2 separate regions of the Mus musculus genome follow, and region 1 is linked to region 2. A link is a loop called in an ENCODE intact Hi-C map of the cell type or tissue named here. Cell type or tissue: gastrocnemius. All regions are shown on one strand. Each heading gives the region's core, and the rest is flanking DNA. Links, peaks and the distances in the headings are about the cores only. Region 1 overlaps Gm40229 (a long non-coding RNA gene). Region 2 overlaps Gm33655 (a long non-coding RNA gene).

Evidence for each region. A loop is a pair of places that touch in the nucleus more often than their neighbours do. Peaks named below come from ENCODE experiments on the same cell type or tissue, not always from the same donor. Only the 100,000 strongest peaks of a DNase experiment are listed, where the experiment ranks them.
Region 1: it touches region 2 in a loop (5-fold over the local background); 21 of 42 quality-filtered maps call a loop at or near these places.

The regions. Positions count from the first base shown.
Region 1 is chr4:114,942,324-114,947,693 of GRCm38, forward strand. It overlaps Gm40229 (a long non-coding RNA gene), which reads right to left. Exons shown (of 3, transcript XR_868023.1): 3 at 4,490-5,104. Among named protein-coding and RNA genes, the nearest start is that of Gm40229, 5.8 kb to the right of the region's middle. In gastrocnemius, for the core only: no CTCF peak of the experiment used is centred there; DNase peaks (open chromatin) are centred at 2,887 and 5,288.
Region 2 is chr4:114,662,613-114,667,982 of GRCm38, forward strand. The region is part of intron 1 of Gm33655 (a long non-coding RNA gene); the gene reads right to left. Among named protein-coding and RNA genes, the nearest start is that of Gm12829, 15 kb to the right of the region's middle. In gastrocnemius, for the core only: a CTCF peak has its summit at 3,244 (motif pointing right); DNase peaks (open chromatin) are centred at 1,575, 2,871, 3,260 and 4,008; H3K4me3 peaks cover 358 bases.

The DNA of each region.
Region 1 (5,370 bases), core at 305-5,304, 280 kb after region 2:
TGCCCAGGAGTAACCATAGCAACTCTCTCCACTAAGGGCGGCCTTTATGTATGTCCCCATCCGTTCTTCCTGCCTTTTAGCTCAGATGTTGTAAGAGGCCTCAGAGTTGTGTGTCTGCTCTCATGCCAAGGTTTCTTAGGACCTTTGGTTCACCTTCGTTTGAGAGCACCAATTGAAAAGGGGAGGAACAAGCCTGGGAGGAAAAAAAAAAGCCCTGCCTGCAGTTTGGAACAATATTTGGCTGGGGTCAGGAACTCTGTGGGAAGAGCCCTGGGTTCCAGGGAGCCAAGGACAAAGCAGGCCAAGAACTCTTTGCCTTAATTTGTTGCCTCTAAATTCCTCCCAGAAATGAGGCGTGTCAGTCTTCAAACTCTGGGTTTTATGAGGTAATTATAGCGATTACTATAAATCTCCTGTGTGTTGTTTTCAAAGGGGCAATTTAGTGGAGGGACCAGGCACCATTTTCGTTTCTCATTAAGTGATTAGGTTTGTTTGGCAAATCCCGACACCAATGGCTGGAGGCAAAATCTGGACTTGGCGAGGGCAATCCAGAGCCTGCTCACAGCTGAGCATCCCGCACTTCCTTACTGCCCCAGCCTCTCCGCCGAAAGGAACTAGGAGGCCCTTTCATTGGGCAAAAGAGGAGGAAACTAACTGCCCATATTACACTTCAGTAGAGCCAGACTGCCTCTCAGAGCTCTTCTGGGCCAAAGTAAACCTCGCCTCCTTTTAAACTTTTTCTCATTCACATTGGACTCTCAACAAAAAGTTGGACTCACACAGTGAGGTACAATGAGAGAGCCACAGTCCTTGTCCCTCGGCTACTGCACGGGGCCTGGACATGGCTTCTGGCCTTCATGGTATGAAAACAAATAATGTCCCAGAAGGTCAAACCCATGTTAATTTGGTTTTCTGTGAAAGTTTAGAACAGGAAGCAAACAGGATTAGAAGAGGCTTCCTGGAAGAGATGAAGAGACTTCAAGCAGACCTTGCAAGTCCATTTCAAATTCCCAGCCTTTCGCATCAGGTACTCTTTAGGTTGGTCACCTTTCAGCTGCTACTGTCATTGGGGGGCCTCTAAATAACCCCACAAAACTCTGCTTGCCTATTGTGTGAAGGAGGATAACAGCAGCTGCCTGTGGCTTCATACTGAAGTTGAGATGAGATGGACCACAGTAAGTGAGGGGAAATGATGAGTGACCTGTAAATCTACTGTCTTTTTATTTATTTTTTTAAACTCTATTGTTAATTGAGATGAGGGAGAGGAATCTGACCTACTCTATGATCATGCTGGTCATACCAAGCTCCCATCCTTTAGACGTTCAAGCAGAGCTGGGGGGTGGGGTAGTGAGGAAGGCTTTAGGAAGACGTGTAGGTGAGCTGTCCATCACAGCTCAGAGACGAGGAAGACCTAAGAGTGCACCTGTGTTTGGGGCTGGAGAGGATCCTAAAACATTAGCTTAGAGTGATGAGCACCAGAGTTTGCAGATACCAAAACTTCCGTTGTGGACTAGAGAAAACTAATGGATGACTCCAAAGAAACAATGTCACTGGGCAGTGGTGACACACATCTTTAATCCCAGCACTTGGGAGGCAGAGGCAGGCACATCTTCAAGTTTAAGGCTAGACTGGTCTACAGAGTGAGTTCCAGGATAGCCAGGGCCACACCAAGAAACCCTGTCTCAGAAAGAAAGGAAGAGAGAAAGAGATAGACAGAGACAGAGACAGGGAGACACAGAGAGAGAGAGAGGCAGAGAGACAGATAGTGAGAGAGGAGGGAGGGAAGGCGAAAGCAAGCTAGCTAGCTAAGAATGAACCTGTGAGCAAGCTAGCCAGCAAGCAATATTCCTCTGTGGTTCCAGCTTGAGTTCCTGCCCTGACATCCCTCAATAATGGACTGTCACTAGAAGTGTGGACCAAATAAATCTTTTCTTTCTCCAAGTTGCTTTCCCAGAGTGCTGCTTGAATTAACAGTGGGTCCTGGGAAGTCTGTTTTCTCACTCTTCACAGAACAGCAAAATACCTGTATGGGCTCTCCAGAGGGAGAGGCTGCAGGCTTCTGTGGAAGGTGAATGTCCATAGGAGACCCCATGGGTGGAGAGAGTGAAGGAAGTTGTCTAGTGGCTGACAGGAAGTGCAGTGAGCAGCCCATGCCCTTTACACGTGGGTGTGAACTAGCAAAGGTTATTGGAGGGATGCCTCTAAACCCAGGGAAAGACAAACATCTCCAATGACCTCAGGAAACAATACGAGAAGCAGAAAAGAACTAAAAACAGACTTTAAAATTTTTGTTAATATCCTCACAGAGGCTCAGTAAGAAACTGAATCTGTCAAAACTATAAAAAAATAAAACAAAAATATAAAACATAAAAACTATATGGCACAAAAGAATAAAAGAAGAAATAGCCAAGAATACTTAAAAATAGACACATTTTAAAATTTAGTATGTTTTAAAGGCCAAATAAACTTCACATGAAACTTACTTTTTTTATTTTGTTTTTTTATTAGGTATTTATTTCATTTACATCGAAACTTACTTTTAAACAGACAAAAGTAAAAGTCGGGGGGGGGAGGGGGGGGAGAGCTGTATATGGTAATCAGAGATCGCCATGCCCTGCCTGGTGTAGTAGTTGTCTATTGTTGAACAACAAATTTCCCCCAGCTAGCAGCTCTGAACAGCACTGTTTCGTTCCTCTCAGCTCTGCCTGTCAGAGTTTGGGTAAGTTCAGCAGGATTCTGCTCACTGGAACCCAGAGGCAGGCTTTTATCTGGAAGCTCTGAGGAAGAATCCACAACCAGGCTCATCCAACTAGCAGAATTCAGTTCCTTGGAGGCACGGCCTTGCCAACCCCTGAGTCTTCGCTGTCAACTTCAGGCCACTCCAGTTGCCAGACTTTCTCCCTCCCTGGCACAAGGCCGTCTCTATCCTCAAAGCAAGCAACTGCAGGACACGTGCTTCCCATGCCTGGGCCTCTTTGCCTTTCTTCTCTCCTGCCAGCCAGAGAAACTTTTTTTTTTTTTAACGGGCTCTTACAACTTGATTGGCCACAGTCTGATAATTGACCCTTTGCTATAAAGCCAAATCACATGCTCAAAGGGGACAAGGCTGCATGAGGGTAAAGGCCCTCTGGGCAGAGTTCTGACCGCCACCCGAAGATAATTCCCTCCTTCATGAACTACAAGGTAAAGGAGATTTAACAGCTGCAGCTGAGGAACTGACCAGACGACATAAGATGCGAGGATACTTAGTCAAAGCCATTGTTGTCACCTGAGTCGTTTAAGTCAACTCTGTCCATTTGGCAACAGAGATAACAGATGCAAACCACAAGAAAGATCCTGCCTCCTTGGCTGTGTTGAAGATGGAAGGACATGTGGAAAAGTCCCTAGAGCAGTCTTCAGAGCCAAGGACCCTGATGAGCAGCAGTAGGCAAGGAAATGAGGTCCTCTGCCCTTCAGTCGTAAGGAAGGAGCTTGGAGGTGAATTTTCCACAGCCTCCAGGAAGAGCCTGGACCAGCTGACTTCTTGATCTTAGACTTCTGACAGCACGATGGGAACCCAGCTGACTCTTCCCAAACTTCTGACCTGCCGAACTCGAGGTAATAAGCAGGTGTTTTATTGTGAAGCCATAGAAACCAAATATCCCAGGTTGCTTTTGGCCTGTGAGTCTCAAGCTTGTCCTCTGCTTACATCAATAAAAATCACTCTGGACCGGTGGTTAGGGTTTCAGACCACAGACGCGCAGGCTGCGTCTATGAGGATTAACCAAGCAGATACAATGCTCGTTCCTCAACTCTTCCTCCTTCTCCTTCCATTTCTCTAGAAAGTTCCTCACAACCTCTCCCTGCACTGGGTCTGCTGCTGCGTGCCCCATGGTGTGCTGGTCCCATGCACACAGCAGACCCTACATCTTTGGAAGGGCATCAGTCCTTTGTTTCTGGAATTGCTCAGGGCCTCGTCATAATGAACTGTAGGGGTGTCTGTTAGAGGAGTCTGAGCTACTTAGTGAGGAGAACGGAGCACTCCTGCCCAGGAATCTGAAAAGCATGGGTTTCATGGCTTCCTGTCTTCCTGTCCCTACCTTGTATGGGAAGCTTTAAACTCATTTGTATGTGTATGTGGTGTGTGTGAGTGCTGATGTGTGTGCCACAGTACATGTGTGCAAGTCATGTGCCCTTACCTTCTATCTTGTTTCACACAGGCTATCTTTGTTGTTCACTAAGCAGCCTCATGTGTCCTTACCTTCTGGGGTGGCTTGAATATGCTTGGCCCAGGGAGTGGCACTATTTGGAGGTGCAGCTTTGTTGGAGGAAGTGTGTGTGTCACCGTGGGTGTCGGCTTTAAGACCCTCGTCCTAGCAGCCTGGAAGTCAGCCTTCTCCTTTGGAACAAGACGTAGAACTCTCAGCTCCTCCTGCACCATGCCTGCCTGGAAGTTGCCATGCTCCCCACCTTGATGATAATCTTAACCTCTGAATTTGTCAGGCAGCCCCAATTAAACGTTGTCCTTATTAAGAGTTGCCTTGGTCATGGCGACTGTTCACAGCAATGGAAACTCTAGGACACCTCTATCTTGTTTCATACAGACGATCTTTGTTGTTCACTGCTGCATATGCTGTGGTCCTTGTGCTTTGGGGGGTCTCTTCTCTCTTGATCTCTTTTCTCCCCACGGAGAGCTGGGATCACAGGTGTGCAAGCTGTCTCACTAGGCTTCTGTGTAGGTTCTGCAGACTCAGGTCCTCGGCCATGCACAGTGAGTGGTTTACTTACTGAGCTACTCCTGCGGCCTCTACCTTGTGTTTAGAAACTGACATTTGTAACTCTGAGACACAAAAAGCCAGGAGAGTGTGGAAGGCCAGAGACCTCTTCCACCTGATCAGTTGGGGTGCAGCCTGCATTTTGGCTTGGCATAAGCTCATTTACCCCGTTACTTTAATGTGTATTAGTGACTCTGGCGACTCTGCACTGGAGGATTCTGGGATAGGCTGAAGATGTTAACAGCTGCTCCCAGAGAAGGGTTAAGTAGGAGTCATGTGTTTATCAGGACTTAGTAAATCCAGTTAGGTAAGGTGCATCGTTCTGCTGGAAGAGGCCTTGTTTCGGTGACCTGTTACAGGAAGAAGATAAAAATGATTGTTCAGGGGACACTGGGAAAAAGTCAAGGTTGGGCCCACAGAGCTCTGTGCAGAGAACCAGAAGAGGAAGGTGCAGGCTTGTGTATACACAGAAACTGATCTGTTCTCGAAAGTGGAAGGTAGACAGACGCAGAATGGACCCTGGGTGCCCCCTTGTGACTACATTGGTAACTACACCAATCGCAGCCTAGACACAGCCAGTGCCCAGCTAGCTGACAAAGTGCTTCATGTATTTCCT
Region 2 (5,370 bases), core at 170-5,169:
AAACTGGAGCTATTTCTGTCACCTACTGGCTGAGTGACCTTAGGCAAGTCACTTAACCTTGCTGAGTCTCAGTTAACAATAGCAATAATCCCTTCCTCTCAGGTCAGTGTGAGGATGAAAGGAAAGTGCAGGGTGGAACCACTCCATGGCAGCCGGCCACTGTGCAAATCTTAGTTCTAATCATTCTCTGCAATTATGACAGCTCTACAGGAGTCATGCGTGTGAGTGAGGTTCACAGAGAAGCAGGGTATGAGAGTGGGTCTGTGACCAGACTGTGTGCATATGCATCGTGTGTGGGTGCATTGTGTGTGTGAGTGTGTGTGTGTATGCATTGTGTGTGTGTGCATTGTGTGTGCATACATTGTGTGTGTGCATTTTTGTGCATGCCTTGTGTGTGTGCATTGTATGTGTGTGTGTATGTATGTGTGTGTATGCATTGTGTGTGTCCATTGTATGTGTGCGTTATATGTGTGTATGCAGTATGTGCATTGTGTGTGCACACTGTGTGTGTGTGTGTGTGTGTGTGTGTGTGTGTGTTTGGAGAACCGGGGCCATTAGAAAAACCATCATCCCTCTAAGTTGTTCTTTCGTTGGCTAAACTCAACCTGCCAGGCTGACATCGGAAACAGGCATTAGTGGCAAGTCTGGGGGGACAGGATTAGCGGCTGAACTTTCTATTCCTGGAGACCCTCTTTTCTCAGGAGGTCAAAGCAATTTCCATATATTATCCTGCTGGCAGCTTGGGAAGGTCAGGGAAATAGCAAACACATGCCAAAAATTCCTCAGATGGAGAAATCAAGGCAGGAAAGGCAGCAGCTGCTGAGGCCACAGTGCTCTGCCTCTGCACCATCTCAAGAAGTTTGCAACTGCCTGGGCCTAGCACTATCAGGCCAGAGCCTCTCCTGGCTGGCACAAGCCCATTCCTTTGAATGACTACTGTTAGAGACACCCACTCCAGCCCCCAGCCCTAAGCTGTGTATCAGGAGGAGAGGGTTGTGGTAGAACCCCAAGTCCCTAACAAGTAGATTTGCAACCCATTTCGGGGCCTATTTTGCCTCCAAGCTCTGCCTGTCAAGCCGTAGCCCCTACTTCTCAACTCCACTGAGAAGTCTGCCTAACTACAAATGGAGAGAGCAGATGCTAAGCCAGTGGTTCTCAACCTGTGGGTCGAGACCCCCCAGCATCCCACATCAGATATTTAACATTAGAATTTAATCGTAACAAAATTACAGTTATGAAGTAGCAACAACAACAACAACAAAAACAATTTTATGGTTGGGGTCACCATAACATGAAGAACTAAGTTAAAGTGTTGCAGCATTAGGAAGGTTGAGAGCCACTGTTCTAAGTCAGTAGAGAGAAAGCTGGAGTTTGGAGGTACCACCCAGTCCTCCACTGCATCCACTGATGTTGAAGGAAAGGACACAGCTCATTCTCTGAAACTGAACAGAATAAGAGTTACTGCAGCCTATCGGTGTGCTCTGAATTTGCTGCTGGTGGGTTGAGGAGCCTCAGAGGGCGCCTTGGGAGGGTTAGAGTCCTGCCTCTCAAAGCTGGGCACCCAGCCTAGGCAGCAGCACGTGGATCATGTGAGAGCTTCCAGCTCTCTAGCCTGCCTCTCTCATCTGCTGACTCCACTACAGCAAGGGACTCAGCAAGTACCGGCAAGGCTCATAGGGAAGTCTGCGGCTCTAGATAAGGGAGCCACAAGGCTTCTTCAGTCCCACACTCCTGGCTTAAGGTGGGGGGCAGGGTTGGCCCTTTATCTTATTAAAATTTTTTAAGCTTTTTAAAAATATTATATTTGTGCATGTTTGTATAATTCATGTGTGGATGCCCACGGAGGCCAGAAAAGGACACAGGATCCCCAAATGGTTCTCACCCTTCCTAATGCTGTGACCCTTTAATACAGTTCCTCATGCCAGGTGATCTCCCCCTCCCCCCCAACCATCAGATTATTTTTGTGGCTACTTTCATAACTGTAAGTTTGCAGCTGTTATGAGTCGTGATGTAAAGATCTGATATGCAGGATATCTGATATGTAATCCTAAGGAGATTGTGACCGACAGGTTAAGAACCTCTCCCCCAGATCTAGAGTTACAGATGGTTGTGAGCTGCTCAACCTGGGTCCTGGGAGCCAAACTCTGTTCTCTATAAGCAGCAAATGCTCGTAAGCACTGAGCCACTGCTCCAGCCCCAAGCTCCTAAGTTCTTTCCATTGTGTCACCACTAAAGGTCCCTGAGAGCCCTTCACCCTGACCCTGTTGAGTCTTATCCCCCACAGAACAAGAACCTACCATATCCTTCACTGTCATGGCTCACCAAGACAACCCCCATTTCCTGAGCATCCTCACTCTCATCTGTGAAAGCTCTGTGTGTGTGTGTGTGTGTGTGTGTGTGTGTGTGTGTGTGTGTGTGTGTGTGTGTTTACCTAGTGGCTACTGGCTTAGAGCTGATGTGTCCCTATCTTCAAGAAGGACAAGGCCTCAAAAGACTTGTTTAAGGCCCTAACTGAAGCTTCATTGAGACACCATTAACCAGTTCTGCTCACCGCATAGCAGCTGTCTCAGCCCTGAGGTTCCTGGTTTACAGACAGCCATGGGGGGCCTGGGGTGTAATCCTCAATTCCCAGCGACCCCCTCCCCTCAGCAAGTTCCCTCAGCAAGGGCCGCTTTCCTGTTTAAGACATCTTGCTTCCAGGAAAGTACCAGGATGTCAGTCCGTTCTCAGGAAGTCCTATCTAGATTCATCGAACCGCTCCATCCCTAGCAATCCCCAGGCACCACTACCAACTCTGGTTTGCCGGAGGTCTTGCCACCAAGACCCGACTGGACTCATTCCAGAATTTGATGTCTGAATCCTAGCCCAAGGGAACATTAGAAGGGGCAGCTGATCAGACCGGCTCGAGGCTCCACTACTCACTAGCGGCTTGCCCAGCTGGGCCTTAGCTGTTCTGTTTGTATAGTGGGAAATCAACCCTGCTCTATCAGCCTCACCGTACACCTGTAAAATTCAAGATCACAGGTAGAGGTATAGGAAAACAAAGTGGTACCAGATGCTCTGACCCAGTGTGCGCCATGCTTTGTAGCATGCTAAGTGTATATCCTTCTACTCTTCCTACTTAAGCTGTCCGGAATGCATGTGGCAAACAGGCAGCAGGCTTTTGATGCCTCCCTTATCCAAGACAGACCAGACCTAGAGTGTCCGACCTTGAGCCTGGTGCAGCTATCGCTGAGAACGCAAGAGGGCGCCATGGCCCCGTAGCGAGCCAGCTCAACCGACCTGCCAGCGTGCCATTTTCCCTCTCGCTCCAGGAGCTGTGCCCAGACAGCAGTTTCCAGGCTTCGCCAAACTCAGAGAAGTGCCTGGAAACCTGGAGAATCCAAGAGGGATGGCAGAGTGAGAGAGAGGCAGAGTCTGGGCTGGAAATATGATGTCCAAACAACACACTGCTTCCCGCGTTGTTTGACCTCTCTGACCTTCATCTACAATGGTGGAAATAAAATCTCTCCCTTGCCTCCCGGCCAACACAGCCGCCAAATGCTCCCCAGTCCACAGACGGAGATCTCAGTTCAGGCTTGCCTTACAAACTGTAAAAAGTGAAGCCTATTCTTCCCCTCTCCACCCCCCCCCCACCCCTTTTAACTTTATCTGAAGCCCCTTGGGTTCCCATTTTATGCGCATGCAAACTAAGGTTCGGAAAACTCCTTTGCGAGTCCAGTGGTTCATCCACGTATAGTTGGGCTGATCTCCGGACTCAGGCTCTAGACTACCTTCCTGGTCCCGCGTCATCCGCTTGGGTGGTGCTTAAGAGGCCACCAAAGCGCCGGAATGCGCAGCCAAACTCCACCAGGCCAGCATGCTCAGGGAGCAAGCAGGAGTGTTCGGACCTCAGATATGCTTTCAGCCTCTAGCTGGTCTACATGCCGCCACACGGAGATTCCTGGGCTGCCTCTCAAGTCTGTGGTCCAGGGGGCACCAGCACCCGGGGTCCCATGGGGTCTCCTGCGCCCTCCCCGAGCCCTTGCTCAACAGCTGGGCCAATGCGGTGGATGGCCGAGTCAGGTGGGCCCCAGCCCGCGCCCTGAACTAAGGCTGTTTGCACACATGTAATTAGTGCTAATTGCCCAGGGTTTTCAAAGCTTGCCGGCTCCCAGCGCGAGAGCCAGGCAGCCCGGAGCCGCTGCTCTTCACGTCAGCCCTCTCCACCCGGCTAGGGCCGCCCTTGATCCTGACGCCCAGTCGCCTGGCTATGTGCGCCCCAGGGTCTACGCGGCCGCCACGTGCGGGCCAACAACAGTTTTTGTGTCTCCAACGCGGTGCATCTGGAGAGGCCTCTGAGACAGGTTCGGGAAGCCGTGTGCAGATGGGTAGAGGCGGGAGTAGGGGCGACAGGGTTGTTCTGCTATGAAGGAGGATAGCACCAGCACCTGGCTCCCGTAGCCATTGCAGGTCCAGAAGGATCCCTGAAGTTATGGCTGCAGCTGCGCTGTGCAGCAAAGGTGTCTGTCACACACTGAACTCCCAAGCTGTCCTGTTCCGCAGGAACCGGCCATCAGCGTTTCTCACCTACAGGTGGCAGAGCCTAGGCGTAGAGATGTTAAGCAAGGGCGCCGCTCAATGGCCAGGGCGCAGGATTCAGGTTCTGCTCGAAGTCAGAGAGTCTGACTGCAGGGGGGGGGGGGGGGCGGGCAGGAAGGGAGAGTTTTGGCCTCAACCAGGCCTGGGCCTTTGCTCTCTGATCCGAGGCTTGTCCCTCCAGCCCTATCTGAGACCTGTTCAACCCTTAGGACTTTGACCCGTAAACCCCCCGATAGCCCGAGGGAAGCCACCACAACCTCAAAGGTCTTAGTTGAGGTGGGGGTGTTGGCTGCAGTTCCCTCCTTCCCTTGCCCTGGACTCTTGAGCCCACCCTGCTGAGCCTTTACTTGCTGGATTCCAGAGCATTTGTGTTGCTGCTGTGTTCCTCTCACCTCCGTTGCTGTTTTGCTCTGACTCTGTTTTCCACTGTCCTCTTGAGCCTTTGTCTATCATTGCCTCTCTCATCAGATCTCTGCCATGCAGCAAACAACCGCCACACACTCGCACGCGCGTGTACACACACACACACACACACACACACACACAGCCCCTGCAAGGAACACACACCGGCAGAATCCGCCTTTTCAATAAAAAAACGACAACTGGGAAACAGAGTGAATTAAAAAGCATTAACTTAAAAACAATCCATGTGTCTGCAAATGCATTCCAAATGGCAGCCCTTCAGGGCGGGGGGGGGGGTGTGAAGGGGGGAGCATGTTGGCCACATTTCTGGAATCCCAGATACATGGGATGAAGGGGGCTCAGGGCACCACACCCTAACCACCTGGG